Linked DNA regions of Mus musculus: regions 1, 2, 3, 4, 5 and 7 are each linked to region 6. Evidence: chromatin loops called from intact Hi-C (ENCODE). Cell type or tissue: heart. All regions are shown on one strand. Region 1 overlaps Fnip2 (folliculin interacting protein 2). Region 2 has its middle 68 kb from the start of Gm36442. Region 3 has its middle 75 kb from the start of Gm36442. Region 4 holds the start of Fnip2 (folliculin interacting protein 2). Region 5 overlaps Fnip2 (folliculin interacting protein 2). Region 6 has its middle 5.8 kb from the start of Gm24150. Region 7 overlaps Fnip2 (folliculin interacting protein 2).

Region 1 (4,000 bases), 270 kb before region 6:
TTCTTGTTTTCCAGCAAATAAGCAGGTCCTAGGTGACACTCTGAGGTGGATGTGCGTGGCTAACTCTTCAGGAGCACTCAGGGACTGAGCGTGAAGGATTTAGTCTGAGAATATATAACTCTTGTAGTGTTTCCAAGGCCCTCAGTGCTCAACACCCTTCTCTTGCTGGAGTCTGTACATATCAGGAAACCCATGCTGTAAGGCAGAGCAGGATGCCAGGGCTCCATCCTTTGTCTGTGCAGAGCCTGTTATAATTCAGGAGGTAGCGTTTCCCATGTTCCTGCCCCTGTGCTAGGGAGGGGCTTGAGGAAACTGCTGACCCACAGGCCCCGTGTCTCTGCCTGTGTTCTTTCTCCTTGCTCCTGTGCTCCCGTGACCTAAAGGAGGCTCAGCGTACTTTCCATGAGTGATCTTCCTCGTACATTTCTTTTTCTTAGTGAGTTACTGCTTTAACTTTATATACCAAGCCCTCTGCCCTTCTTGACCATATATGTTGCTACAAGCCTCTGCTATAGTTCACACATAGAGAATGTTCTTTCTTCTTCAGTGCTTAAAGAGACTCTTCCCATTGGTGGCGGGCGGTACCACACAGACTGTTGGGAGATTGGATTGGCACATGTACCTTCCCTCCTTTTTTCTGCTGCAGGGAGAACATATAGGAAGTTAGGGTCAGTTGGAAGCTAGGACCCAAATCACCCTCAGATCAGTGTTTTAAAGGCTAGATTTTGAAGCAGAGCTTGGTGACAGATGCCTCTAATGTCACCATTCAGGAGTCTGAGGCAACAGGATCACTGTTGAGTTGAGTGTGGGGCCAGCCGGAGATGCATGCAGTTAGTAGTCCATCTCACAGAGCATAATGTAAGCAGAAGACTCTATTGGAAGGCTATGAGGAACACATAGAGTTGGGAGAGCAGCAGAGCGATCAGGGTTTGTACTACCTGCTGTCGGGGAGAGAAGAGACAGCGCTGCCCAGTGCTGCCCAGTGCTGCTGCCACCCGACCTCCTTCTGCATCTCAAGAAAGGAGCATTGGCTTACTATGGCCTGGGCACCTCGATAGAGGGGAGACAGCAGCTTACAGACCCACCAGGCCTTATCCAGAAGGAAGTTAGGAAGTTCAGATAAGCAGCTCAAAGCAACAAATGGTCAGCACAGGGTGCTGGATGGTACTAAATAAAAACAGAAGGCAGCCTCTTTAGGAATGAGTTAGGAAAGTGCTCACAAGCATTGGCCGTGCTGTCTGCTGCACTGGGGCAAGGAGCAGAGCATGGGGCTATGATCGCTGTGCTATTGCGCGGCCCCCTCCCTCATGTGCATGGAGGACACAGTGAGGTCTGTCAGAAGGCGCAGCTGGTGAAGCAGTCATTTTTTGATCAGTTTTGTTATCTATTAGAAAAAATGCAAATTAAAATGACTACGCACTCTGTGTGATGGCTACAATTGAAAAGTACAGTCTGAGACCAGGATTGATACAAAGTAACAGAAGCTGGAATATATAGCAGATGGCAGTGGAGCCACTTTGCAGAGTTAAGCCTGCACTTACCACATGACCAGCATTTCCACTCAGGATTTATTCAGAGAAGTAAAACAGTGTTCGCACCAAGATTTGTAAATATGAATGCTCATGGCTGTTTTGTTCTTTCTCTTTTTTAAGATTTACTTATTTATTATGTCTACAGTGGTCTGCATCATCCATGTATTCCTACAGACCAGAAGAGGGCACTAGATCTCATTATGAGATTATAAGCCACCATGGGGGGCGGGCTATGTGTGTGCTGGGGATTGAACTCAGGACCTCTGGAAGAGCAGCCAGTACTCTTAACTGCTGAGCCACCTCTCTAGCTCTGCTGTTTTGTTCTTGTTGGCCACATTTGAAACAATCTCTCTCTCTCTCTCTCTCTCTCTCTCTCTCTCTCTCTCTCTCTCTCTCTTTCTCCCCTCCCCCTCCCCGTCTCCTCTCCTCTTTTCTCCTCTCTCTTTGTCTCTCCGTTTATCTTTTATTTGATATGTATGAGTGTTTGTCTGCATAGAAGCACATGCACCATATGCATGGCTGCTCTTTGCAGAGATGGCAGGTTCTCTAGAACTAGAGTCAGAGACAATTGTGAACTGCCACGTAGGTTCTGGGAACTGAACCCAGGACTTCCACAAGAGCAATATGGCTATGCCATCTCCAGAAAAACAAATTACAAGAGGATACTCAAAAATAAGGCACTAAAATGCAATGATTACAGCTATATCTTAAAAGTACTATTTTTAAAGAAGCCAGACATGAAATTCTACAAAAGTTCGAGCAATAGTTCTATGTAGGCTTAGATTTTTCAAAACCTCTATTTTATTTAGGGTTCTTAAACACTTCAACCTCCCTTCTAACCCACTGACCAGAGGTAGAGGAAAAGGAAGCTTAATAAGGAAAGGGTGTGGTGGATCTGTTTAGAAGTAGTTTCTTGGAACGATTCCACTCCTCATTGTCAGGATACCAGCAGTCCAGTTCAACAGCAAACACCAAACATGAATCAGTAGCAGTGGCTTGATCCAGCAGAAACAGCAAGGCTCCACCAAATGAGCACAAGCAGTGGAAGTTGCCAGAAGCAGCCGGAATACCACGAGACGTTCTTTAGCACATTTCTATGAAGTGAAGACCAGCAAAGGTCACGTTGCATGACTTAGCAATTCACAAGCTCCCCACTGCAACCCCCTGTCTGTGAGGCTTCAGTTATATTCTTTCTAAACATCACTCACCCTCTCAAGTGTCTGTTTTCAGCAAAACATCACATGCTTTCTGACAAGACAGCCTCCAGGAAAACATCACATGACACAACTGAGTTAAAGAAACCAGAAATTTCCACTTCAGTTCTAGAAGGCATATTAGTTGTTGCTGAGATAACTAGCTATAGAGGACTGACTACAAAGGAACTTGGACTTCTGTGGGTCCAGCAAAATTCTAATGCATGGTTTATGACAGTGGGTACACAAGTATATACATTTGTTAAAGCTCATCCAATTTACGTATATAATTAGTGAATTGTAATGTGTAAATTACGTCAGTAAACAAGACAAAAAGAAGCCCAAAAGAGTCTAAAAGACAAACTTCCAACTAGCACACCAATACCCTTCTAACATAAAATGATGGACACATGTCAGTCACATGAACCATGGGACACTTGCATAAAGCTGGGAAGACTTCTAACAGTATGACTAATATTTGTAAGAAACAATTTCATGGTAAAATCGATCATTAATTTGATAAAATTAAATGTAATCATTCTATTATAAAACATCACACCTACATATTATTTATGTCTGTACTGTAAAATTTTGAGATGTTTTAAAAGTCAGGCATTAAATTAATCAGAAAAACAGCCTTTCTGAAGATGTAAGAAAAGAATATTTACAATATCAAAATTATCCCCCATAAACTAGGAGAAATAACTCCAGATGAAAAAAACCAAGTAGCTGACTGGTAAACCTATAGCATGTGGGTGCACACAGGATGCCGGGACTCGGTGGGCTCCTGTAAAATGCTGCTTTTACCAACTCCTAGAGCACATGCAAGCCTTGAGGCTTTGGGCTTGAGGCTTGGGTAAAGACCATCCCTGGGGACCTCTTACCATTTACCATCAGCTCCTGCTACTAACTTACCACATATATGAATCACTAGCTCAGCTATTTAACACCTACAGAACTACAAAGTTTCCATCCTGGATAGCTACAGGAAGGCAATGAATTCAGAGCAACTACAGGCAGAGCAAAAGCCTAGTTTGAGAGATGAGATATTTATGAGGTGAGGCCATTTTTTCTGATGTTTCGAGGTTGTCTTAGTCTTTTTCTGTTACGGTAATAAAATACCCTGACAAGACTTGCTTAGAACAGAAAGGTTCATTTTGGCTCACTGTTTGAGATTATCGTCTGTCACTGCAGCAGTCACAACAGCAGGAGCTTCAGTACAGCTGATCACATTGCATCTGTGGAGAAGCAGCAGAAAATAATGAATGCTTGTGC
Region 2 (4,000 bases), 240 kb before region 6:
AGCCTGAACATCAAGAAATGGGCTGAGGAGAGAAAATAGGTTTTAGCACTCAGGAAAAACTGGCTGGCCTTTTCTTACGTAAGTGTCTAAAACTGACAGGGCAAGCTTGGCTTTCCTGTGGATGCTTGTGACAGAGAAAACACTCCAGGTGCTGAGGAGGGGCCGTGAAGACGGGCTGCCCTGGTTCCAGGTGTCTTGCCTTTTGTGTGGAGCTGGGACCTCGTGGACTCCGTGGCTGCTTTGGTTCATGACCAAACAATTCAGTGGCCTCTTGGTCACTGGCTTGAATGTTGTCATAAGCTGATTAAAATAGCTATTTATTCTGGAGCACCAAAGCGGCCAGCACCCACGGTGCCTGAAGCCACCCTTTCTCTTCTGTCTGCTGCCCTGACCCACATCTTGTGAGCTCTGTCTGGGGAACTAAAAATACTTCCATATAAGTGGTTAAGCGGCTGTCTCTTGGATTCTGAGGTTAACTTTTCAAAGTGACTGTGCTGAGTTCCAGTGAGTCAGCCTCCCACCTAATCTATATAGCACAGTGAGTTACTCACTTGAGTTTCACAGAGACAAGCTTCCTTTGGGGCTTTGCGTTTTCCGTACCCACCATGAAGTGATGTCATTGTGTATCCGTGTATTTCTGGCTTTCGCGGAGGACCCTAATGACCTGCTCTCTCTTAAGTTCTTCCCTAAGGATATGGCTCTCTCATTGGCTGCTTCCTCAAGGCACCATCAATATTTGCTCTTTCTAATTCTGGAAGTGAAAAAAGTCCCATTGGCAAAGGGGAAGTTTTGAGCTACACATACAGAAGCACTTGTCAGGTCCTTTGTTGTCTAAGGGACAAGTCCTTCCCTCTCTTCTCTCCTTGGGACACTCCCGGGAGACCTTTATTTACATGGATCTTTTTACATCTTCAGTGCAGCCCACACCTACCATCAGATCGCTCAAGAGAGAGCTTTAAGATGAATTTCTTCATATTTCCCGTTTTCAAGCTAGCCTTCTGCATAGGCTCATGGGGCAGGGGGTTGCTGATGATGAACAGCAACAGATGGGGGAATATTTCAGAGATGCTGGCTACTTGAAAAGACCATCCCTACCCTTACTGTGGGTGCTCTCCATCCCACCTCCAGAGGCCAGCCTGGCCTTGACTGCAGCCAGGCATCACCACTCAGCCCTTCATGAGGGCAGAGGTTTTGGAAGGTGGGACAGCGTGTCATGATGCTCCAGACTGGTGCCACACATATTCTAAGTGAGTTAAGTACAGCTTTGTTTCCTTTGATTGGCTCTCCATCTTGACACACCACCCTAGAATTATTTATGATTATGCTGTACATACACTACTCTCTAAACATTTCATCTTTCCCCCTGGAATAGTGCTTATTTGACCCTGGATCAACAGCCTATATCATAGACACTACTAAAAAACAAAAGTTGGGTTGGTTTTTTTTATTGTTGTTGTTAAACCAGACAGATCAAAAGAACATACATATTAGGCAGCTATTGATAGAAAAACGTTTAAAAGCAAAGGATAACTATTGCCCAATGGAAAGAACAGGGCTTATAAGAAGCTATCCTCTCTTTTTAAGGAAATTTTTTCTTTCTATTTAGGTGTCTGTCTATCTGTGTCTCTTTCCCTGTATAATATATATATATATAAAACGTGTATGTGTGTGTGTTTGCAATGTTGCCTTTGGAAGCCAGAAGAGGGCGCTGGAACTAGAGGTACAGGCAGTTGTGGCTTCCTCACATGGTCCTCTCCAAGAACAGTGAGTGAGCTATCTCTCCAGCCCCAAGGAATTTTTTAAAAAACTGTACACGTTTTGCTTAAATGCATGTGTATGTACCACATGCATGCCATTTACCCAAGAAGCCAGAAGAGGGTGTCAGATGCCCTGGAACTGGAGTTATTGATCATTGTGAGAGACTCCACATGGGTGCTGGGAATTGGACCCAGGTCCCCATGGGTATAGCAAATGCTCAACTGCTGAGCCATATTCCTAGCTCTGCCCATTCCATAGGCCAAGATGCTGTGCTTCTTAGGTACAGTGCCTCATAGAATTCTCCAGAAGGCACATGCCTACCATACTTGCTTGATGTTTGGACTTCAGGATACTGGCAAAACCAAGGGTCTATCTTTGATTTTAACAACCTACTTAAAATAAAGTCAAAAGGTAATATTGAACCCCAAATTATGGCCAAATAAGACAACTGATGACCCCAAAGACCCAGAAGCTATTCTGTTGTACAGTTGTAACTTGTGTAAAGGGTGGCATGCATCTACACTGTGACCCTTGGGTGATGAATTGCTTTTTCAGCGAGCTGTTCTCTCAGGTTTTGGTTTGGTTTGTTCTTGTTTTTCTTACAGTGTCAGCGATGTTTTGTTGTTCCTGTCTTTAAATAATAGATGCCTTAGCCAGATTTTACAGTATAAGCATACATCCAGTGTATGTTCAGGGACTTTCCAGATGTCCACGTCATGTAGCAAAGACATACACGGGGACATGAATAAGCATTTTTTTAAACTGCTGTGCCTAGAAACAAGCGAAATGGACACTAAGGAATTATGTGAATGCTAAACTTTCAAGGATAATCAGTCATGATGAAGCATGGCCAATCTGTGTTTGTGTTATATGCATGTCCATGCTAGTCTGTGTGCATGTGTGCATGTGGTGTGCAGAGGGAGACCAGAGATCAGCTTGAAGCATTTTCCTCAGTTGCTCTCTACCTTACTTTTTTTTTTTTGTAATCAACACCACAATTTATTTGTAAGCATGTTATTTGTGTCAATAATCAAATTGACAACACTTTATACAATTTCCTTGGATAATATTATCATCATAACAGAACACAATCTACAGTAATCCTTTACAAATACAAAGTGTATTTGAAACACAACATAAAAAAATGAGAATGTCAGAGACAACAAATGACCAAGAAAGGGAAATATCATCCCTCACACAAACACAAAAGCATCTGGTTGCATATGTTAAACAAGAAAGGCTCTAAGGCTTCTAAGTGCTTCTCAGCCTTCCTAATGCTGTGACCCTTCGATACAGTTCCTCATGTTGTAGTAGATCCCAACCACAAAATTATACTTTTACTACTTTGTAACTGTTATTTTGCTGTTATGAATCATAACAAATATCTGATATGCAGGATATCTGATATATGACCCCGCGAAAGGATAATTTGAGCCCCCAAAGGGGTTGCAACTCACGGGTTGAGAATGGCTACTGTAAGGAATCGGATGAGCCTAACTTCTTAAGTGCTATAAAGTTGCATTTCTTTAGATACATTTGTGAGGCGAAACTAGACCTTTACTAAACTGTACGCCCTTTTTGATATTTAGTAACTCTTTTTTTTTTTCCTTGGTTTCTAAATGTCTGTTGTGGTTCAAGCTAGTAAGTGAGAGATCCACCTTATTTTTTAAAACAGGGTCTCTGACCGAACTTGGAGACTAGCTGGCTAGCGAGCCGGGGCATCCTCCCACGTCTGGCCCCCCTATTCTGACTACCTCTACCCACTTCCCTCCCCTGTGCTATGGTTAAAGATGTGCCCTGCCACACCCAGTTCATGTGGGAATGCTGGGGAATCTGCACTCAGCTCAGCCCTGGTATTTGCTCAGCAAGCATAGTTACGGAGCCACCTTCTCAGCCTGGAAGATAACTTCTAACACCTGCTTGAATCTAATCTCTTGTTCTTACTTAGTAGTTTCTCCATCCCACATAAAGAAAATGTCTACGGTTTTCATACCATTAATTGTTCAAAAAAACAAATTTATGAAATGGCTCATATATGACAGAAATTATATTGGAAGGGTAGGTAAGGTAGAGACTATTTAAATGTAAACAGTGTGACTTCATATAGCATAAAATCTATCCAGCTGAAATGATAAAAATCAAACTGTTTCCCCAAGGAAGGTGTTTGAGAAAGTAGGAGAGGTCCCTGGATCTCCAGTCCAACTATGGCAGACAGAATAACATTGCAAATGCTACTTTTAAG
Region 3 (4,000 bases), 240 kb before region 6:
TGGGTAAAATGCTTTCTTTCTGTGCAAGCATGAGGCCCAGAGTTCAGATGCTCAGAACACACATAAAAGCTGCACATGGTGGGATATGTCTGGAACCCCAATGCTAGGAGGGGAGGGTGGAGACACAGATTCCAACCAGAACACTTTAGGTTAAGGGGGAATAACTTTTTAAAATCCCAATATTGGGGTTGGAGAGTTGGCTCAGTGGTTTAGAGCACTGACTGCTCTGCTAGAGGTCCTGAGTTCAATTTCCAGCAACCACATAGTGGCTCACAACCATCTGTAATGGGATTTGATGCCCTCTTCTGGTGTGTGTCTGAAGATAGCTTGTGTACTCATATAAATCAATCAATCAATCAATCTTTAAGAAACTCCCAATATCAGTGGAGTTAGGATTCCTCGGTGACATCATTTGAATGTCTACCTCCAGAGGCAGTCACATGCTGAAGTCCATGCTAGGTCTTTACTGTGTAAGTCTGGAAAGGAGAATGGGAAGGCGTTCAATGATAGAGCCCGTGCTTAGCTTGCAGGAGAGTCTGGGTTCCATCCTCAGAACCATTTAATGATCTCTAGAAAGGGCCTAGCTTCTCCCATCACAAGGCACATAACCTAAGAGGCACATACGATCTACGCATTCTGCTTGCGATGCTCCTGGTGGCCTCTTAGCACCAGTGCATAGATGCAGTAACTGTTTAGGCCTCACATGGGGGTGGTGCCTCCATTTCTGTTACTCCTTTTGTATTCATAAGCTGGAGAACTTGGATTTCCTCTTTTAAAGTCACCTCACTTTCTGTGTGGTTATATGGTGGTGTGCTGTGTGTTGCAAAAGTGGAACTCACATGACTTTATTTCCTCCTATTTTCTGTTTTCAAAGTTAGTTCACTGGAATGCTCCAAAAAGGGCCTCTGTACTGATTTGTTTTGGTGTTGGGGATGGAACCCAAGGCCTCCTGGTTACTAAGCAAATGCTCTGTCTCTGGCCCACAAAATCTCTCTCTCTCTCTCTTTTTTAAAAAGAATTATTTATTTTCTGTCTATGAATACATTGTTGCTACCTTCAGACACACCAGAAGGGGGCATCAGATTCCATTACAGATGGTTGTGAGCCACCACTTGGTTGCTGGGAATTGAACTCAGAACCTCTGGAAGAGGTTAAGCCAGTGTTCTTAACCGCTGAGCCATCTCTCCAGCCCCAAAATCTCTTCAAGTCTGACTCCTCCAGTTCCTTTCGACTTGAGAGGGTGTTTTTTGTTTTGTTTTGCTTTGCTTTGCTTTGCTGTTATGGGGTGAGTGGATATAAAGATGTGAGTGCACATTTTCAGAGGTCAGGGGGCAGCTTTGTGAAATCTGGTCTCTCCTTCCATCTTTACATGAGTGTGTAGGTAAAACTTAGATAATCACATTTACTGTGCAATCACTTTTACCTGCTGAGCCATCTCTCCAGCCCTACAGTGAGTTTTGACAACTCTTTTGCTGTCTGGTCTTGCTGCATGGCCTGTTGAGATGCTTCAGGTTCATCTATTTCATCTCGTTCTCCAAAGCTATAGTTAGCCATTTCTCCAAGATGCCCTGATTGCTTTTGGTGTGAAGGTATTTGGAGAATCTGAACACTTAGCCCGGTGTAGGATGTATGCTTGTTTTCTTTTGGCACTCCGAAGACTGAGGCAAGACTGAGGCCAATTGGGGGGTTACGGAGTAAGTTTAAGAACAGCCCGAGCTACACAATGTGATCTAGTCCCTAAAACAAACTAAAAGAATCTAAGTACTAACGTGTGATGGTTTGTATATGTGTGGCCCAGGGATTGGCACTCTTAGAAGGTGTGGCCCAGTTTGAGTAGGTGTGTCACTGTGGGTGTGGCCTTTAAGACCCTCACCCTAGCTGCTTGGAGGTCAGTCTCCTCATAGCAGCCTTCAGATGAAGATATAGAACTCTCAGCTCCGCCTCCACCATGCCTGCCTGGATGCTGTCATGCTCTCACCTTGATGATAATGGACTGAATCTCTGAACCTGCAAGCCAGCCCCAACTAAATGTTTTATAAGAGTTGCCTTGGTCATGGTGTCTGTTTATAGTAGTAAAACCCTATCTAAAACATAAGGGAATTTTCAGCTACTGAATTGGCCCTTATGTTTAGGTCTTTGCAGTGAAGAGAATATGGGGGAAAATAAATATACAACTACAATCCATGTAGTAGTAATGGTGTGGGGGTGTGCACGTGTGCACGCGCGTGCACATGCACGCATGGGCGTGAACATGATGAGTGATATTGTAATAAACTTCAGAGACTTTCATCTCTTTTACATCTGTAATGCCCCCCCCACCTCCTCCAAGAATTTTCGTACTCATTCAAAGCAGGAATGATTGAATGAGAATCTCACTTTGTTTTTCATTTGCTCCAACCCATAATATATCAGATCCATAATACAGAATCAGAGTAAAAATATTAAAATACTTCCACCAAAATTTGTGCTGTTGTTTTTGGTCCAATAATATAATCCACTAGAGGTTATAAAAGCATCCATAAGTCCAGTCCATATGTCTGATGCCCCTGCGGTGCTTTGAATGCCTTACCTAGAGCACTTGAGGACTTGGGTTCATCCCCAGGGCTGTGGAATAATTCTTGCCTTTGGTTAAACCATAAACTGGAAACAGGCTCAGGTTTAAACAATTTTATATTTAAAATGACTTATTTTGGAATAAGGAATGGTATAACCATGGCCCCATGCCATGACGTCTTCCTGTTTTTGTTCTTGATGTTGTCATGACCATATGTGTCGAGGTGGATCTGAGGAGGAGGTACCGCCCCGGTGGTGTCTTACTGAACAGCTGCAAAGAGCAGCTTAGCTTCTGGGAGAAATGTCTTGAAGGCCTCAGCTCTGCTCCATGAAGAAGACATTTGTTCAGCCACCCACCATGCCATCCATCCTTGAATTTTAATGAGTTAGCCTTTAGGCTGCTAGACAGAAAACAAGCCAGCCGCTCTGCATCAACCCTGCCAGCTTCACACACTGCCTCCGAGACTAGAAATGAACTGTTTTTATTGTCGAATACATGATAATTGGGCTCAAAGAGGAATTTGTCTGAACATGCAAATTACATCTGTAAATAGCAACACTTTGGACTCGAAATCCAGCCACTCTCAAGGCTGATCCTACCTATCCTTCAGTTTGGGTAGCCTTCTCTAGATTCCTGCCCAGAGTTAAACTTTCAACTGTGGGCTTTGCTTCCACTAGGTCTTTCAGTCCTATTGTAACTGATACTGTTAGGTTTTTAGGTATCTGAACCAGCATCAAGTATAGTACCTGTCCCCAAACACTAATTGATTCAGTATTTCTATCATTGCATGCTATCTATCATCAACTATAGTGTCATTTCATCTGTGTCTGCTCCCCTACCCCTAACTAGTCCCCGGCAAGGTGATAAGTTCTTCGAAGGCAAAATTCATCTTATTCACTTGGAATTAAAAAAACCGGAAGTGATGTTGGACAAAATTGAATCTGGTTTATAATGGATGAGCACAAGATGCTGTTGAGGACCCTACATAGGCAAGAGCCGACATTTAAAGACAGGGTGGTTCATGCCATACAAACCCTTACGCTAATACTACAGTCAGCACTTGCATGTGTATTTTCATTCTCTCACTTTGAAAGCTCTTCACTGTTTAGGCCAGCTAGAGATTATCTGTTTTCTGTGAGCAGTAGCTGCGATATTATGTTGACTAATAGATTATACGTGGTAGCTTCCAGTTCAGTTTTTCTCAGATTCTCCGTCAAGACAGGCTATCTTTTCTTAGAACAAGTGGAAAAGCTTGTTCATGTAAACACAGGGTTTCCAGCCTTCAGCCTTGAGCGTCCAGGAGGTCTTTGGGAGAAGACAACAATGAGCCTCTGGCAGGTCACATTCTCTTTAGTAGCTACCTCAGATTTTCCGTGGATCCTCAAGCCCCCTTCTCTCCTCAGATTGTCCGTTCCCTCAGCCGTCCTTCATAGGACAGGACCTTGG
Region 4 (4,000 bases), 370 kb before region 6:
TGTTGAGTATTTTCTCTGGCAGACTAGGAGTTGAAATACAAATTTCTTCATGATATGATAAGCAATAGAGAAAAATTTTTTAAAAATGAAATTCTCTTAAAGGCTCTGTCTTCACCATGTCTTGTCCTGGTTTCATCTTCAAGCTTCTATCAAGATAGTGGTAACATTATATCCAGATATTAAATATTAATAATTATATCTCAGTTAGGAGGGAAGAAACGACTCCTAACTGCTTTTCTTCTAGCTTCTTCAGGAAGGAGAACCAGGTTTCAGCAGGTCACAAGCAGTATTTATGATAATATAACAGAAATCAAACTAAAACAGACTACAGAGCATGCATATATGGAAACAAGTCACAGGAACTGATAGATCGGCTTGTGGAAGACAGCCCTCACAAGTCCCAGTTTTCATTTCATTTCATTGTTATCCTGTCATCTCTAAGCATTCACAATATCCCTGTTCCTCTTCACATACAGAGCCATGTGGCAGTGCTAGAGACCCGGACTAAGAAACCAGGAAGCAACCTCTGGATTGGGGGCCTTGAGCAGATTAGAGCTATGCCCCACCCCCTCTTTTGATTACTTATATTTGTGAAATATGTTTGCTTTTAAACGTCTAAATGTCCTCTTTTTTTGTTTGCTTGTTTTGCTTTTTAGCGCTCTCTCTCTCTCTCTGTGTGTGTGTGTGTGTGTGTGTGTGTGTGTGCATGCGCGCGCATTGTGTAACTTTGTGCCTCTGAGTGCAGTGCCCTTGGGCACCAAAAGGGGGAGGACGACTTCTGACCTGGAGTTGGACTTGGTTGTGAGCTTTCTGATCCACTTGCTGGGAAGAGATCTCCAGTCCCGTGCAAACGCAGCTTATGTTTGTAACTGCTGAGCCATGTTTCTCCATCCTTAACTTTCCTTTGATCAAGTCTAAGAAATCTTGGTGGGTCATTTGTTCACCGTCCTCAAATTTGCTGGAGTCAGAGTGGAACTCAAAAGTAACTAACTCTAGCTCTACTACCTACCATCTGAACCACGTTAGAGCTCTAGGCCGCAAAACAGATTAATAAACTGTTTTGAATGTGGTCAGACTCTTCATAACCGCAGGTTCTTTAACGTCTTGCACCACAGCACAATAAATTCTCAGGGGGTCTGAGGCGTGAAAGCACAGGCAAATGAGTCTAAGCACACACTCAGCTTCCCTAAATCAAAGAATCTATTGAGTTTTTTTTTTTTTTTTTTATGTGCCCAATGTGAACACGAACTAGGAAAGCAATCATTTGTGTGTATATGTGGGCTTAACGCACGCACATATGGGCTTAGTACATGCACAGCTTTTGTGTGACTTATGTACCAGTGGGAACCAACACACCAAAAAACCCAAAAAAACCCCAAAAAACAAAAAAAACCAAAACAAAACCCGGTGACCTGAATAAACTGTTTGTAAATTCAAAATTGAGCCTGCTGATTTACTCTGGTTCCGGCAGTTGCTTGCTGGGACCTCAAATGCAGCAGGGGCCAGAATCCCCAGCAGCAACGTCAGGCACTAAAGTTGCTTCTCCAGCTCAGGCCACGTTTTCTGCTAGGGAGTCCTGGACCCGATAAAATGAGGACCAAGTTCAAGGGCTTTTCTTTCCAAAGAACAAAAACCTCCATAGTTGTGCTCTGGAGCTCAGTAGGTCAAGTGTGTGAAGACTCGTGCACCCCGCCCAACTCTCTAGCCCCAGTAAGAGCCCGGCGAGTGATAACTCCGGGCGTACCCCTAGTGATGTCGGCGCAGGGCGGGTAAAGCTGGCCAATGGAGACGTTAGGCCTCTATGCTCCTCCCCCTCCCCCCACACGCCCCGCCCCACTCCTCCCTACGAGCCTCTCCCGGCTCCACTCTCCGCTTCCCTGGCGCTCCTCCTCCATCGCCCACTCCTCTCTCCCACTCCCTTGTATTCCTCCCAACACGTTCCACTCTTCATCGCCTGCGCTCCTCCCAGTCCCTCTTGCTCCTCCCAGTCCCTCGTGCTGCCTTCTGACGCTCCTCCTCCCTCCTCCCGGCGCTCCTCCCCCTCGCTCGTGCACCCCCCTCCCTGCCATCCTCGTGCTCCTCCCCTCCCTCATGCTCTCCCTCCTCTTCTTCCCGTGCTCCTCCCTCTCCCTCGTGCTGCCCTCTCCGCGCTCCTCCTCCCGCGGGAGCGAGCTGTCAGCCGGGCGGGCCGGCTCCGTCATATGACCGGCCGGCGGCCGCGGCGCCGCACCTTCCGTCCGCTGCAGCGGTCCCGCGCTCGCGCCCCTCCGGGCGGCCGCGCCCCCGTCGCCATGGCCCCGCCGCGGCCGCCGTGGGCTGCGCGCTGAGCCGTCGGGTCCCGGAGCGTGGCCGCCCGCCCGGGCCGCCGCGTGCACGCCATGGCCCCGACCCTGCTCCAGAAGCTCTTCAACAAAAGGGGCGGCGGCGCAGCGTCTGCCCAGGCCCGGCCGCCCAAGGAGGAGCCGGCCTTCAGGTGAGCGCGTGCGAGCGGGAGGGAGGCCTCAGGCGGGCTGCATGGAGACCGGACCCCCGCGCCACCCTGTCCCCTCCTCCTGGGCGGGACCCCGCGCCACCCTGTCCCTTCTTCCCAGATCCTCCTGGGAAAGACCCCAGTCTCTCACTCTCCTCTGTCCCGGTCCTCCCGGGTGGGACCCCACGCCTCTCTCGCCCCTCTTTCTGGGTGGGACCCAGCAGCATCCTCTTCCCTCCCTCGCCGGGTTCTCCCAGGTTGGGCTCCTCTTTCCACTTCTTTCAGGGTCTCAGAGCCGCGAACCGCCCTGTCCCTTTTCTACTGCTCCTTCTGGGTGGAACCTCAGCGCCGTCCTCCTTCCTTGCTCTCCAGGTCTCCCCAGGTGGGAGCCCTGCGCCATCCTCTGCCCTCTTTCCTCAGGTGCCCCACAAAATTTCTCCATATGCCCCCGTGTCTGAGCACGTCTGGGACCGGTGTGTACCTTCCAGGGTCTCTGGAGGGAGAGTCACCTGCGTCTCCCCTGCCCCAGAGCCTGTAAGCTGTCATTTTGCAGGCAGCTCCAACCCACTGAGTATGTGACAGTATTTTGAAGTTGGAAAGGGTGAAGCCACGAAAAAAGCAGCTTCTTTCTTGCAGTGTATGACAAGCTCGCCGGCGGATGAATAAAAGTGTGTAATTTCCTCATCAGTTAGAAGGCTGATGCCGCATGATGAGTGGAAAGGGAGGGAAATGCTTTTTATGAAACGTCTCGGGTTCTAATTTAACAAAGCAGAGGCAGATATTTAATAGTTCATCTTCGGAACACATACCTTTGGATTAGCATGTGTTAAGCTGGCTCAAGACCCACAGCTCTAAGTGGCGGCTGGTCTTGCATTTTGAGCTAAGCAATTGGCTCTCAGTAACATCCCTATACTATTCTGCTTTTGAGTGGTAAGTTTCCAAAGATGCTCTCCTGGGTCCTGTACTGTCTCTCAGCACTACTAGTTGAGAAAACATTTTATTTGCCATTTAAGTTTTCATCACTATAAAACAAAACAAAACAAAACAGAAAACTGAACACCTCACACCGATTCAGACCTTCTAGGGATACTTTATGTTCAGAATGTAAGACTTTGAATTTTTTTTAAAAACAAACAAACAAACAAACAAAGGTCTCATTAGTCCAGGCTGGCTTTAAACTCTTGACAATCTTCCTGCCTTAGCTTCTCAAGTTCTGGGAACACCAACATGAAGCATCGCATTTGAAATGAATTTTGATTAAATCTCATCTCCTTTATTGCATAAAAATTCATTCAAAACACATACAAACACATTCCTATAGTTATATAAGATTTTCTTTTATCTTGTATTTCCAGTTTTATGTAGCCCAGGCTAGCTTCGATCAATTGATGACCTGATCGTCCTGTTAGTGCTTCTCAAGTGTAAGATTACAGTAAGCACGTGCTGCCATCCCTGGCTCCAACTTGGAGAGAATGAGACATTAAACAGAATAGCAGCATTTGTGTGTGTGTGTGTGTGTGTGTGTGTGTG
Region 5 (4,000 bases), 300 kb before region 6:
AGGCTGGCCTCGAACTCAGAAATCCGCCTGCCTTTGCCTCCCGAGTGCCGGGATTAAAGGTGTGCATCACCATATCCAGTTTATAGGCTGGATTTGAGACCAGTCTTTCCAGGCCAGCTTAGTAGTAGGCGGTCTTCCCCTTCAACATGTTCGCATCTAGCAAGAAAGAGAACTTTACCATCCTCACTGTAACTACGTGTCCTGTGTCCTTATAGTGCCCAGTGTGAGGAAAACCATGAACACTTTGGAACATTCCTTTTTGAATGAATATATGCAAATGAACCTTCAGAGTAAGAACAGACATTATTGAAGAATTACAGATAATATACATTTTAGCTTTGCTGCAGAAACAGCAAAACTAGTTTCAGAGGTGCTGTGGTAGAGTAATAGTCTAATGAGGTAGGCAGGAGCCACCAGAGATACACAAGGAGGTTGGCACGTCATTTCACCATCAAGGAACTCTCCGGTGAGATTAGACAATTACAAGTCTATCTTTGGGAAGTGAGAAAGTCCCATAAGCAAATATAAATTGTGGGGTTTATTGTTCAGTTTTGGTGGTTTGATACAGGGTCTCTCTGCATAGCCCTGGCTGTCCGGGAATTCGCTCTGTAGACCAGGCTGGTCTCAAACTCACAGAGATCTGCTTCCTGAGTGTGGGGGATTCTCAATACTGAGCTGACAGGAAGCTCCTCTCCCTTTCTGTGCCCCAGTACATTTTCCTTTTTGTGTCAGGAGTGACCAGTGCAGCTGCCCTTATGTCCTGGCTAGCTCAGAAACTTTAGGGTATTTTGAAACATGGTATTTTTATTCAAGGGTCTTTTCTAGGAATGGTAAAACTTATATAGTGCTTTTGAAGACTTATTTTGTTTTACCAGTGATGCAGGCCTTGCCCATGCTTGGCAAGTTTTGTGCTGCTAAACTGTATCCCCAGCCTCCTTTGAGACAGGCAAACCTTGAACTCCTCTCTGTAGTCGTCCAGCCTCCTGAATAGCTGGTGGTACAGGCCCATGACATCAAGCACAGCTTAGGGGACCTTCTGAAACTTTAAAGTCATTTTGTAATCTTAAAATGTATTGCCTGTAATTAATTTTATTAATTATGTTTATTATTAATTTAATGTTTATTAATTTTCTGTATTTGAAGATGAGAGTCAGAGGCTGGGCATGGTAGCACATGTCTTTAATCCCAGAACCAGGGAGGCAGACACAGGTGGATCTCTGTGAGTTTGAGGCCATCCTGGTCTACATAGTGAGTTCCAGGAGAGCCACAGTCACATATACCTGGTCTCAGAAAACAAAATAAAAAAGAAGAAGAATGAATGAATAAATGAATGAGATCAGGAGAGGGGAAAATCTCACACTGATAAATTGGTTGCTTTGCCTAAGTTTTACCTCCAAGAAGAGAGTGAAGAAATAGGCCAAATATGATGTTGACTAAGTTATATATATGGGCAGATCTCTTTAGAGATCTGCATTGTATACTTATTTTCTATTTATAGTGTAAAGGCTGATCATGTCTGCAGAGTTGTAGATTAGGAATCCGTGTGACTGAGAACAGAAGGTGGCTAGTTGTGGCTAGGCTAGCATTCTTACTCCTTTAGAATGGGGGCATGCATCTGTAATCCCAGCACTGGGTCAAAAGAAAAGAAAAAGTCTGTGGTCCCCCCCCCTCCCCCCCACTTTTTATCTGCAGAAATTTTTGGAAGAGCAAAATTTTAGTCTCCCCCTGCTGGATATGATTGGCAAAAAATTTAGGGTATGTGTGTGTAATTGTACTTTAGGCTACTTTAGTACCAGCCTTTTCCTACCAGCCTTCTCCACCCTTTCAACCGAACCCTAGGTGGGGGAGAAAGAAAGTTAGAGGAGAAAGGAGGCATCTGTGTCATTAGACTACCACCTGCTGACTAATGGCACTGAGTTCCCTAGGGCAATGTTGATCTTTGTGGTCACGATATCCAATTTCTTTTTTCTCTTTGCCCACAGCCACTTCACAAAGCTGAGCAGCAAGGGAAGCCCCAGCCTCTTGGGACTCTGGCATTTTTATACCCTGTTAAGAGTCCCCAGAATTCCAAACAGTCTTCAGCTGGCAGAATCCCATCCCTGCCAGAGTCCACAACAAATCATAGACAGTTGGTAGCTGTGGATGATCTGAAGCAGCTGTGTATCCCACATCTGGAATTAAAATGAAAACATAGTCACATAACATTTCTGTGTTCTTAAAGAAATAAAGAGTCTCACTATGTGTGTGTGCTTATGATGTTGAAATACGCATTACATAAAATTTACCATTTTCCACTCTTACTGGGGGTTGTCTGTAGGGAGGCTATGTAGCTCAGGCTAGCCTGAGGTTCGACATTACATAGATACACTGGCCTAGAACTCAAGATCCTTCAGGTTCTGCATCTTCAGTGCTGTACTACCATCCCGGTATATATTTATTATTTATTTATTCATTCATTTGTGGGAGGTGTGAGTGAACATGTATGTGCAGATGTATCCTCATGTGCTGCATGAGTTTGTGTCACCTTACGTGTCATTTGCTTTCCGAGATAGAGTCTCTTCCTGGGACATGGACGTTTCTGATTTGGCTAGGAACCCCAGGGATTCTCCTGTCCCTTCCTCCCCAGTGCCAGAGTAACAAGTACATGCTAGCAAGCCTAGGTTTTCATGTGGGTTCTGAGTAGTGTCCCCAGACTGTGGAATCCATTGTAAATGTGCAGCTCAGCGGTCCTGTGCATCGGAGCGTACATGCATTGTAAGGACTTAAGCTGGACTTTCTCATTTGAAATGTACTGCCTTGCAGCTTCACTGAGCAGCCTTTTGATCACGCCCTTCCCGTCTCCAAGCTCTTCTACATCCTCTTCCAGCAGTTACCAGCGCCGCTGGCTCCGAAGTCAGACAACGAGTTTGGAAAATGGCATCTTTCCAAGGAGGTGAGTTACTTGTTTCCTCTGGCTAAGGAAAGTACTAGTATAAACTGCTTACGGAGCCTGGCAGGCTTATCCTTGCCTGTTGTCAGGGAAAGAAGACCTGAAACCTTGTGATTAGTTCCAGCTTAGTCTGAAGTTTACACATTAAATTGTTTAAGGAGATAGTAAATTAAAACTAGGTAAGTTGGCCTGGAATACAATATGTAGCCCAGTCGGGACTCACCATCTTTTGCTTCTACTTCCTAAGTACAGGATTGTGAGTATGTTGACACTGTACCCATCTGGAAACCCATCTTTTCATTTAGAAGATACTGGAAATGCCTGGTAGCCATACAGTGTCGCTGCTGAATTTGGTGATGATTAAAAGTGAATATGCTCTATTCACTATCTATCCCAGAAAAGCTGGGATGGGGCCAAAGTTCAAACAGGATCAGATAAACCACCTAAACAGTCCCATAGCCACTAAAGAAATAGCACAGTGGCTTATAGTCTCCCAACCAAAAAAAGCCCAGGACCAGAGGGGTTTAGTGGAGAACTCTGTCAGACCTCCAAAGAAGGCCTAGTACCAGTGTTCCTCAAACTATTCCACAAACTAGAACCAGAAGGCACACTACCCAATTCATCCTAGGAAGCCACAGTTACACTGCGTATTCTCCCCGGAGATGGAACGGTTTCTGCCTATCAGGAACCTGTCACAATTTTCTTTCATAGAGGACTTCATAAGAGAATTTTTCTTTTTTTTTAAAAGAATTATTTTATGTATGTGAGTACACTGTAGCTGTACAGATGGTTGTGAGCCTTCATGTGGTTGTTGGGAATTGAATTTTAGGACCTCTGCTTGCTCTGTTCAACCCCACTCACTCCGGTTGGCTCCTCTCACTCAGTCCCTGCTCACTCTGACCCAAAGATATATTTATTATTAATAATAAATGTTGTTGCTGTCTTCAGACACACCAGAAGAGGGTATCATATCTCATTATGGGTGGTTGTGAGCCACCATGTGGTTGCTGGGATTTGTACTTAGGACCTTTGGAAGAGCAATCAGTGCTCTTACCCGCTGAGCCATCTCGC
Region 6 (4,000 bases):
CCAGTCTTTTTAGTTCTTTCTGGTGTCGATTTCAAGCCTGTCATTTAGTACCTTTCATTGGAGAATCAGGATTTGGAGAAGAGTGAGCACTGCCGTGGTGGGTCTGTTCCTTTGGTTAGTTAGATCCACTCACTCACTCACTCACTCACTCACTCACTCACTCACTTTTGAGACATTCTGTAATCTGCACAGTTCTGGAACTCCAGGCTGACCTCAGACCTGCAGTGGTCCTCCTGCCTCTGCCTTCTGAATGCTGGAAACACGGGTGTGTCACTCCCCGCATTTGCTTCAGCTTTTAAAAGGTGAAGTAATTTCCATACAGTTTAGCACTTTGGGAAAACAGGAATTACCTTCTACCTTTTAAATGTTATTTTTATATCATGGGCATTAACATTTACATCTATTTTATTATATTGAACTATATTATTTTATAATAAAATACTGCAAACACTGCTCTTCTGCAGATGAAAAGTAAAAGTGCCAAAGGTTTTTTTTTTTTTAATTCCTAGTAGAGTTGTGTCTGATACATAAATAACTGTATGTAGTGAAATGATGTTTACAAGTGCTTTTTTTTTTTTTTTCACTTGATCAGTTACTTGGCTGTGTGGCAAAATTTTTATCTCTTGAACTTTAGCCTCTCTCATTAACGACACAAAAAGTAATTGATACAAATTTCATCTTTGAGTTTATAGCTTAAAATCTTAATCAAAGGAGCAAAAGAAACACAGCTATCAAACTTTGTAATAAACAGCAATCGGCCGCACTGTGGTGAAAAAGACTGAAATTACTGAGTATCTGGAGGACCATCTGCATGCTGGCAGACAGCCAGGGTTAGAACTTTCTAAAGCTTGGAACACTGTGTTCACAGGAAGCCCTGCCCAGCCCCACCAGTAGCAAGTGTGCTTGGAAGAGCCTCTAGGGTTCTTGGTCTTGAAAACCCTTTGACAGGAGGAGTCTCAGAATGATTTATCATAGATAGGTGAGGTATTTTTCACTGTCTTTTTCCCATCACATTCATGCATTTGAGAGCACAAGTCTAAGCTGGTCAGAAGACCAGAACCACAGGTGAGCAAATTGCAAACTTCTGGCTTTCTTTAGGGCTTCAATGAAGGGCGGAGCTAGCAGATAGTCAAGGTGCTCTTCCCGTTTTCTTGGTAGCTGTTGTCTCTACTTGCTGTGGGACCGATTAGATGGTTGTCTGCTTTTCCCTGGGTGCACGAAGCTTGTTACGGACTTACATTGAGGGCAGCACAGTGTGCTTGCTTTCTCATGTCACAGTTGTGCCACGTGATGGGGAACATGGTACATGTCCCTTCCTGCTCTGACTCCCAGATGTGGCACACTCCCTGGCTTCATTTTCTGCTGTCTCCTGGTCTGACTTCAGATGCCCACTGAAGTACAGAGAGATTTCTTGGATCCCTCTTGCTGGTGCCATGACAGTGTGACACTCTGGAGAGCTCTGGATTCTGTTTGGCCACCGTGACTCTAGCCTGTCTCTTCCTCTGGCTGGCAGTGTTGAGCTGAAGTGAAGGCTGTGTGAGCCAGCACCCCCCCACCCCCACCCCCGTCTGGTATTCTCACAGCCCTCCCCTGCCACTGACCCTCATCTCTCCCAGCCTGTGTGGCTGGTCATTAGAAAAACTTGCAGATCGGCCTCTCCTTACATTTCACATTGTATTAGCTGCTCAGGAGAGTTCTCAGAAGTTACTCTCTGGCCTGATAGTGATCGGTTTCCTGCTCCCAACCCCCCACTTGATCAGTTAAAAAAAATAGTGTTACTTTTTCACCATCCTCAGTGCCATTTACAGTAGCCTCCTGCTCTGGCCATGTGCAAGGCACACTCTCATGTAGAGACACTGCCACCATGTGGACCTGGAGGATATCGCAAAGAAATTCTTTGAGCTTAACTTGACTTGGATGAGGAATTGCTCCATATTGTTCTGTTCATTAAGAATATTCCTAAAGGGCCTGCAAAACAGTTTAGTTAGTAAAAGTGCTTGATGCCAAGGCTGATAAAACCTAAGTGATTCTCCCAGGACCCACATAGCAGGAGCAGAGAACCTGCTTCTATAAGTTGCCTTCCATTCTTGCACCATGGTGCCATCCCCTAATAAATAAATAAATGTATACAATTAAATACTTTAAGAATGAGGCCTGTTTTAAAAACAAGCAAGCAAGCATTCTAACTAGCTGCTGCAGGGATTTTGCAGACATGCTTGTGGTTAAATAAAACACAAGACTTCTGTATAGTTTAAAGCTGTTGTCCTTTTGCTGGGACAGTCTCTGAGCTAGCTTCTAATGTATGGTTCTGCCATCCCATCTCCCCGTGTGGCTCTCACTGCCTGCTTGAACCTCCAATTCTGTCTGTTGTGCTGTTTTTTTCTGCGTCTCCTTTGATTAACCCACCTCTGCTTACATCCCTCCTGTATCCATCCCTGCCTGCCTGGACATTTCCTTACTTCCTGTCCCAGCTATTAGCTGTCAGCTCTTTATTATAACCAGTCAGCAGTGAGACAACACCTGGTTCATCTCGGTGGTTGCCTGAGGTATTGAGGGCTGCCTGATCTTCATCTTTTAGGCAGGGATGGAAGGAAATTTACAGATAGAAAACCGAGTGATGGGCCATAGAAATGACAATACAAAATCCTGCCAGCACTAGGCTCTGTGCGGGCACAGTAATGGACAATTGAAAATACAGAGACACACCTTAACACAGTGCAAGGAAGGTCACCCCAATACCAGGTGTCATAGAGTGCAGTATCAACAGCACTAACGAGTTAGCGTTGTAAGGGGGAAAGCACTAAGTGATTACTTGCTACCTTGGTGACTGTGCCAGGTGAACTTGGGGAAGCTAGGAAGAAAGTGACTCACTCCACCAGAGAGGTGCTCAGCCTCAGAGGAACTTGAATGATAAAAACTTAGTTTATCATAGAAAAGGTACTGTCAAAAGCCGAAACATCAGGTTCCTTCAGAGACTCTGAGGAATAGGTAATAAAAACAAGTGTGGTGGGCTAAGTGAGTGTAAGCTGTCAGCTAGCTGGACAGAGGTAGTGGAAAGAATTAGGGTTTTTCTTGTCTTTTGTTCTTCACTCTCAGCTGGCAAAACTAAAGTGATTTAAACTGTTGTATTAAAATTGTCATAACTTTGTAAGGAAACTGGTGATGCCTGGTTTCAAGACTGAGGATCCAGAACTATAGAATTTAACTTCTTTAGGATCATGTAGTCACCAGGAGAGTAAGTACCAACAACCCGGAGCTTCCTGCCTAGTGCCATGTCTTCCTGCATGTGGTCTGCTCCGAGTATCAGATTCTGTTCCATCAAGAGCTGTGATTTTAACACAAGTGTGTCATGGTTTCAATTACCTGATCATTGCTACTGAATATTGCTGGGTAGGCACAGAGTTCTGATCAATGGGAGGGGCCATGTTTTAGTCAGGATTTCTATTGCTGTGATGAAACATCATGACTGAAAAGCAAGTTAGGAGGAAAGAGTTTATTTGGCTTACACTTCTGGATTCTAGTCCATCATTGGAAGAAGTCAGGACAGGAACTCAAGCAGGGCAGGAACTTGGAGGCAGGAGCTGATATAGAGGCCATGGAGGGGTGCTGCTTACTGGCTGGCTCCTCATGGCTAGTTCAGAATATAGGACCAGCAGCCCAGGGATGTCCCCACCCACAACAGGCTGGGTCCTCCATCGTTAATCACTAATTTAAAAAAAATGCCTTACAGCTGGAGCTTATGGAGACCTTTTCTCAGTTGAGGTTCCCTCCTTTCAGATAGCTGTAGCTTGGGTCGTGCTGACAGGAAGACTAACCAGCAGAGGCCATGTTGGTTGGTGACGTCGGAGGAAGAGGTAAAGCTTGGGATGAGACATCAGTAGAAGGCAGTGGGAGAGTATACCGTCCAGTGGGAGAGCTGCTTTGGTGTTCCCAGAGTCCCATCCATTCGACAGGGTACACAGAGGTACAGAGAAGTGTGCACACCTCTCGAGGGTGGCAC
Region 7 (4,000 bases), 290 kb before region 6:
AGAGATCCACCTGCCTCTGCCTCTCAGGTGCCCAGAATTTTTTTTTTAAACTGCAGATAAAACATTGGCCAATGGGGCAAACTTATCAGTGTTTCTGCTCTCATTGGTATCAGTCTGGCATGTGTCAGGTTCATGCCATTTCCATCCCCACTACCTTTCTGCAGCCTCTGCAGTGGGAAGAGATGGATGCAGAGAACCGTCACAGGACTGCTCTCCAGTGCAAATGCCTTTCCATCCCTTCAGATTTATATCTGAAGCTGTCGGTAGCATTTTCAAGCCTATGCCTCTAAAATATAAAAAACCAAACTGAGTGGAGACCTGGCACTGGGAACTGTGACTTGTTGCTGAGCCTCCACCTAACTAAGAATCTGACCTTCAGAAAGCCTGGGCACGTAGTGGGTCTAGCTACATAATTTATGGGACTAGTGCAATGTGAAAATGCCAGGCCCCTACTCATAAGGCAAGAAGAATGCTAGTACAGGTGCTAAAATGTAAAGCTCATGTTTAAAAAATCTTACTTAAAATATAGTAGTGTTATATGAAGAACAACATAAAATTATAAATTCTAAAAATAACATTTTTGTGTTATAATTTAATATGGTACAAAACAGTATCATGATTCTCTCTAAATCTTATTTTTTTCTAAGTATTGATGTCCCACTCTGCTATTGTAACTAACACAGAAGAGGAAACACAGTGATCAGTGTATTGTGGGTCCCAGCCTGTCCTGTAGGAACGTGCAGTTGAGAGGTCCAGGAGCCTCCCTCTGCTGCTGACTACTCCCTGTAGGAAGTATGTGGCCTGGAAACTCAGTTTCCTCCCTTCTGTCCATTCCCATCCTCTGTTCTGGGGCTGACACTGATCTAGAGCATGGAGTGCAGGCACACTCTGCCTCTCACGGCTGAGTACAGGCACACACTCTGCCTCTCATGGCTGAGTACAGGCACACACACTGCCTCTCACGGCTGAGTGCTGGAGTGCACACACACTGCCTCTCACGGCTGAGTACAGGCACACACACTGCCTCTCACGGCTGAGTGCTGGTGTGCACACACACTGCCTCTCACGGCTGAGTGCTAGAGTGCACGTACACATTACCACTGGAACAGAGCCTGGCATCAAAAGCTTCTGGCTTTGAAAGGAAGTCCACAGTAATTAAAAACACCCTTCCTATCCTATATGGTGGTATACACCTTCAACTCTTAACACTCAGGGAGCAGAGACAGATGTATTTGAGGACAGCCTGGTATATGTAGCAAGTTTCAAGCAGCCAGGGCTATGGGATGAGACCGTATCTGAAAAAAGAAAGCTAATTTTAATATAAATAAGTAGAATATTCTTCTTAAAGAGAGTTAGTAGTTAAGGATGATGTAAATCTAAAGGCTGGCTCCTTTCTGACTTCATCGTGCTAGGTGGCAAGCTTGGGTTATTTGGACACCTGTTTGTATCCTGCAGCTAGCAATAGCTCTGATACCTGTGGGGGCTGAGGAGCCTCGGGCATTTCATCCCTTAGGGAGAAACACCCGAATCCCAAAGGAGCCAGACATGGAGACATGCCCCTTGCAAGCCTTCTAGTTATTAAATTGAACAAAGTTGCCAGTGGGACATTCTTAGGCTCATCATACTATCTGTTTCATAGGTTCAGTGTAAGTTCAAATCTGACCTCAACAGTAATTGTGCTTGGCAGCTCTGATATATCGATTATAGTTTATTCATATGTGCTAAAATGATGATAGTTATAAATTTGAGTGATTATGATTTTGAGGTACTTACATATAAGAGTATATTCTTAAGTGTAACAAAACACAGCTTCATTTACTTATTTCTTTGTTGACATAGGGTCTAACTCTGTACTCCACACTCTCATGTGATAGAGTATGGAATTCCATGCCTCCTCTGTGTGATGGGAAAGGCTTAAGTGAGTAGCCATGGTGTGAGTGTGTGTGTGTGTGTGTGTGCACGCGCGCACGCATGCATGTGCGCTCATGTTTTAAAACCCACTAACTGGTCTGAGTGCTTCCGGATCTTCCCTGTAGTGCATCGCAGAGCATCCAGTAGCATGAGCTGGAGCTGATGGGTCAGTCAGGATGAGCATCTGGTCACTGTTGATTTCCAAGAGCCTGCATCCTGGGTTATAACTCTACAATCGTTGCCAGAGAGCTTTCTGTCCCCAAGCAAGCGCTGTTTCAGTTTGTGTACTCCAAAACAGCTTGTGCAGCACACATGGACCTGGAGAGAGGATGAAAAAGTATCTGGCTATACAGTTGGTTCTCTGAAACATTCCCAAGCATTCTCTGTTGTGGAATAATACTTAAAAGATAATCAGGACACTGGTTTGTTTCACTGTGGAGAGCTGATCCAGGACTACACACTAAAGTCCAGTGGCTTTAGATGCTCGAAGAGATGTGTGATGGAGACAGTGAGATGTGGCCTCGGTTCAGCCAGGGAAGCTTTACAGCATTCAGCAGGTGGCACTCTCTGCCGTGCTAAAGCTCATAGCTGTGGTGACGTAGTTTAGAGGGAGAGAAGGAGGTGAATGACAGCCCAGCGATGGCCACAGTTTGCGCATGAAAGTCCAAGTGGCTTGAGGAGGATGCGAGTGCTTTGCTTTTGAGAAAGGTGAGAAATAGAACATTCAGCAAAGAGGCAAGTTTTACATGATCACACTGTTAAGCTGTCCTTGGACTTGAGTTCAAACCTATATCCTCAGCCTGTCTGCCTCAGCCTCTTGAGTTGGTGGGATTGCAGATGTGCACCACCACACTTGGCTAGAATCTCTATTTGTGTAACAGAAATAAACTGGTGCATAGGAACAAGCTTTTAATACAGGGACTTTATAACAAGAGTAGGAGCCTTTTCAAATAGCAGGTCACTTTCTGTGTGAAAATCTGTGACAGTCTGCATGATTCTCCAAGCTTTTTCTGTCACTAGGATGGGCAGATCTCTCAGAGAAAAGAGTTGGTGGTTTATTAGGATATTTGGTGTGTTTCCACACCTGCAGATCAGGAGTGACCTTATGGCCTACACCCTCATCCCAGATCTTGAGGGATGATAGAGAGAGCAGAAACAGACACCTCAGAGCCTTCTTTTTAACATTGCTTTCCTAACCGTGCAGCTTTGGCCGTATGTTAGTAAATGTTAGTGCGTGTGTTAGTAAAATCCCATATAGTTCAAAACTTACAAGAGACTGCAGACTGTGAATAGAGCCCTAAAAATGGTATAGTTGGTGACAAAGAAAATGTGCCACGTGCTGCTGTGTGACAGGCTAGTTATACTAATTTGCAGTATACTCTGGCCTTTACTTTGGTGTAGAACAAAACAATTTTTTTTTTCTTATTTTCCCTCTTGCTGTTAGTAGATATTGTGGTAGCTCTCGTGACTCTTCATAGCATTTAAATAAGAGTCATGGTTAAAGCGTAATTGTATTATTCCTAAGACGGGTATTAAGAAGCTATTGGCTCTGTAATTCTTTTATTACAGAAGCAGAGCCTTTTGACCATATTAGAAGAGAGTTGAGCCTTTCTGCTTAGCGGATTTTCCAGAGTGCTCAGTCAGTTAATCACATGGCCTCTTTGGAGCATTTAGAGGAGTTACTTCATCTATTGGTATTAATAGCCTTGGGGATGGTGCCAGTGAGTGTCGAAGCATGAATATTCCACAGGACCCGTCTTCTGAGTCTCTCATCTGTTCTTACCTATCATTAAAAAACAAGGACCCGAGTTTCCGTGGTTCGTTTGTTTTATATTCTAGGGCACACATGTGCCAGAGAGCACCGTGAGCATGAGAGGACAACTTTCAGGAGTCAGTTCTTGCCTTCTGTCTTGTTGAGGCAAGGTTTCTCTTGTTTCTCCTGTGTCGTATTCTAGGCTAGCAGGCCTGCGAGTGTCCCACCACCAATTCTTCTGTCCCTGCCTGTCACTCGCAGTGGGGATGCTTCGATCATGGCTCTGTGCTGCCACATGAGCCTTTTCAGTGGATCTCAGAGATGGAGCTCAGGTGA

The links. Peaks named below come from ENCODE experiments on the same cell type or tissue, not always from the same donor. Only the 100,000 strongest peaks of a DNase experiment are listed, where the experiment ranks them.
Region 1: a loop joins it to region 6, with 11 times the contacts of the local background. A loop is called at or near these places in 8 of 42 quality-filtered maps.
Region 2: a loop joins it to region 6, with 2.4 times the contacts of the local background. A loop is called at or near these places in 16 of 42 quality-filtered maps.
Region 3: a loop joins it to region 6, with 3 times the contacts of the local background. A loop is called at or near these places in 14 of 42 quality-filtered maps.
Region 4: a loop joins it to region 6, with 3 times the contacts of the local background. A loop is called at or near these places in 3 of 42 quality-filtered maps.
Region 5: a loop joins it to region 6, with 4 times the contacts of the local background. A loop is called at or near these places in 14 of 42 quality-filtered maps.
Region 7: a loop joins it to region 6, with 4 times the contacts of the local background. A loop is called at or near these places in 14 of 42 quality-filtered maps.

What each region holds. Positions count from the first base shown.
Region 1 is chr3:79,467,121-79,471,120 of GRCm38, reverse strand. The region is part of intron 14 of Fnip2 (folliculin interacting protein 2); the gene reads left to right. Among named protein-coding and RNA genes, the nearest start is that of Gm36442, 43 kb to the left of the region's middle. In heart, a CTCF peak has its summit at 1,697 (motif pointing right); no DNase peak of the experiment used is centred here.
Region 2 is chr3:79,441,757-79,445,756 of GRCm38, reverse strand. It overlaps a transcript of Gm17359 not described here. Among named protein-coding and RNA genes, the nearest start is that of Gm36442, 68 kb to the left of the region's middle. In heart, a CTCF peak has its summit at 1,750 (motif pointing right); no DNase peak of the experiment used is centred here.
Region 3 is chr3:79,435,237-79,439,236 of GRCm38, reverse strand. It overlaps a transcript of Gm17359 not described here. Among named protein-coding and RNA genes, the nearest start is that of Gm36442, 75 kb to the left of the region's middle. In heart, no CTCF peak of the experiment used is centred here; no DNase peak of the experiment used is centred here.
Region 4 is chr3:79,565,982-79,569,981 of GRCm38, reverse strand. It overlaps Fnip2 (folliculin interacting protein 2), which reads left to right and starts at 2,303. Exons shown (of 17, transcript NM_001162999.2): 1 at 2,303-2,473. The coding sequence starts at 2,379. It overlaps 4930589L23Rik (RIKEN cDNA 4930589L23 gene), which reads right to left and starts at 1,790. Exons shown (of 2, transcript NR_152118.1): 1 at 784-1,790. In heart, no CTCF peak of the experiment used is centred here; a DNase peak (open chromatin) is centred at 2,081; H3K4me3 peaks cover 2,179 bases; H3K27ac peaks cover 2,122 bases.
Region 5 is chr3:79,499,270-79,503,269 of GRCm38, reverse strand. It overlaps Fnip2 (folliculin interacting protein 2), which reads left to right. Exons shown (of 17, transcript NM_001162999.2): 8 at 2,803-2,932. Among named protein-coding and RNA genes, the nearest start is that of Gm36442, 11 kb to the left of the region's middle. In heart, a CTCF peak has its summit at 1,749 (motif pointing left); a DNase peak (open chromatin) is centred at 2,899.
Region 6 is chr3:79,200,199-79,204,198 of GRCm38, reverse strand. It overlaps a transcript of Rapgef2 not described here. Among named protein-coding and RNA genes, the nearest start is that of Gm24150, 5.8 kb to the right of the region's middle. In heart, a CTCF peak has its summit at 1,860 (motif pointing left); DNase peaks (open chromatin) are centred at 868, 1,278 and 1,688; H3K4me3 peaks cover 596 bases; H3K27ac peaks cover 721 bases.
Region 7 is chr3:79,493,844-79,497,843 of GRCm38, reverse strand. All of the region lies in intron 8 of Fnip2 (folliculin interacting protein 2), which reads left to right. Among named protein-coding and RNA genes, the nearest start is that of Gm36442, 16 kb to the left of the region's middle. In heart, a CTCF peak has its summit at 2,470 (motif pointing right); no DNase peak of the experiment used is centred here.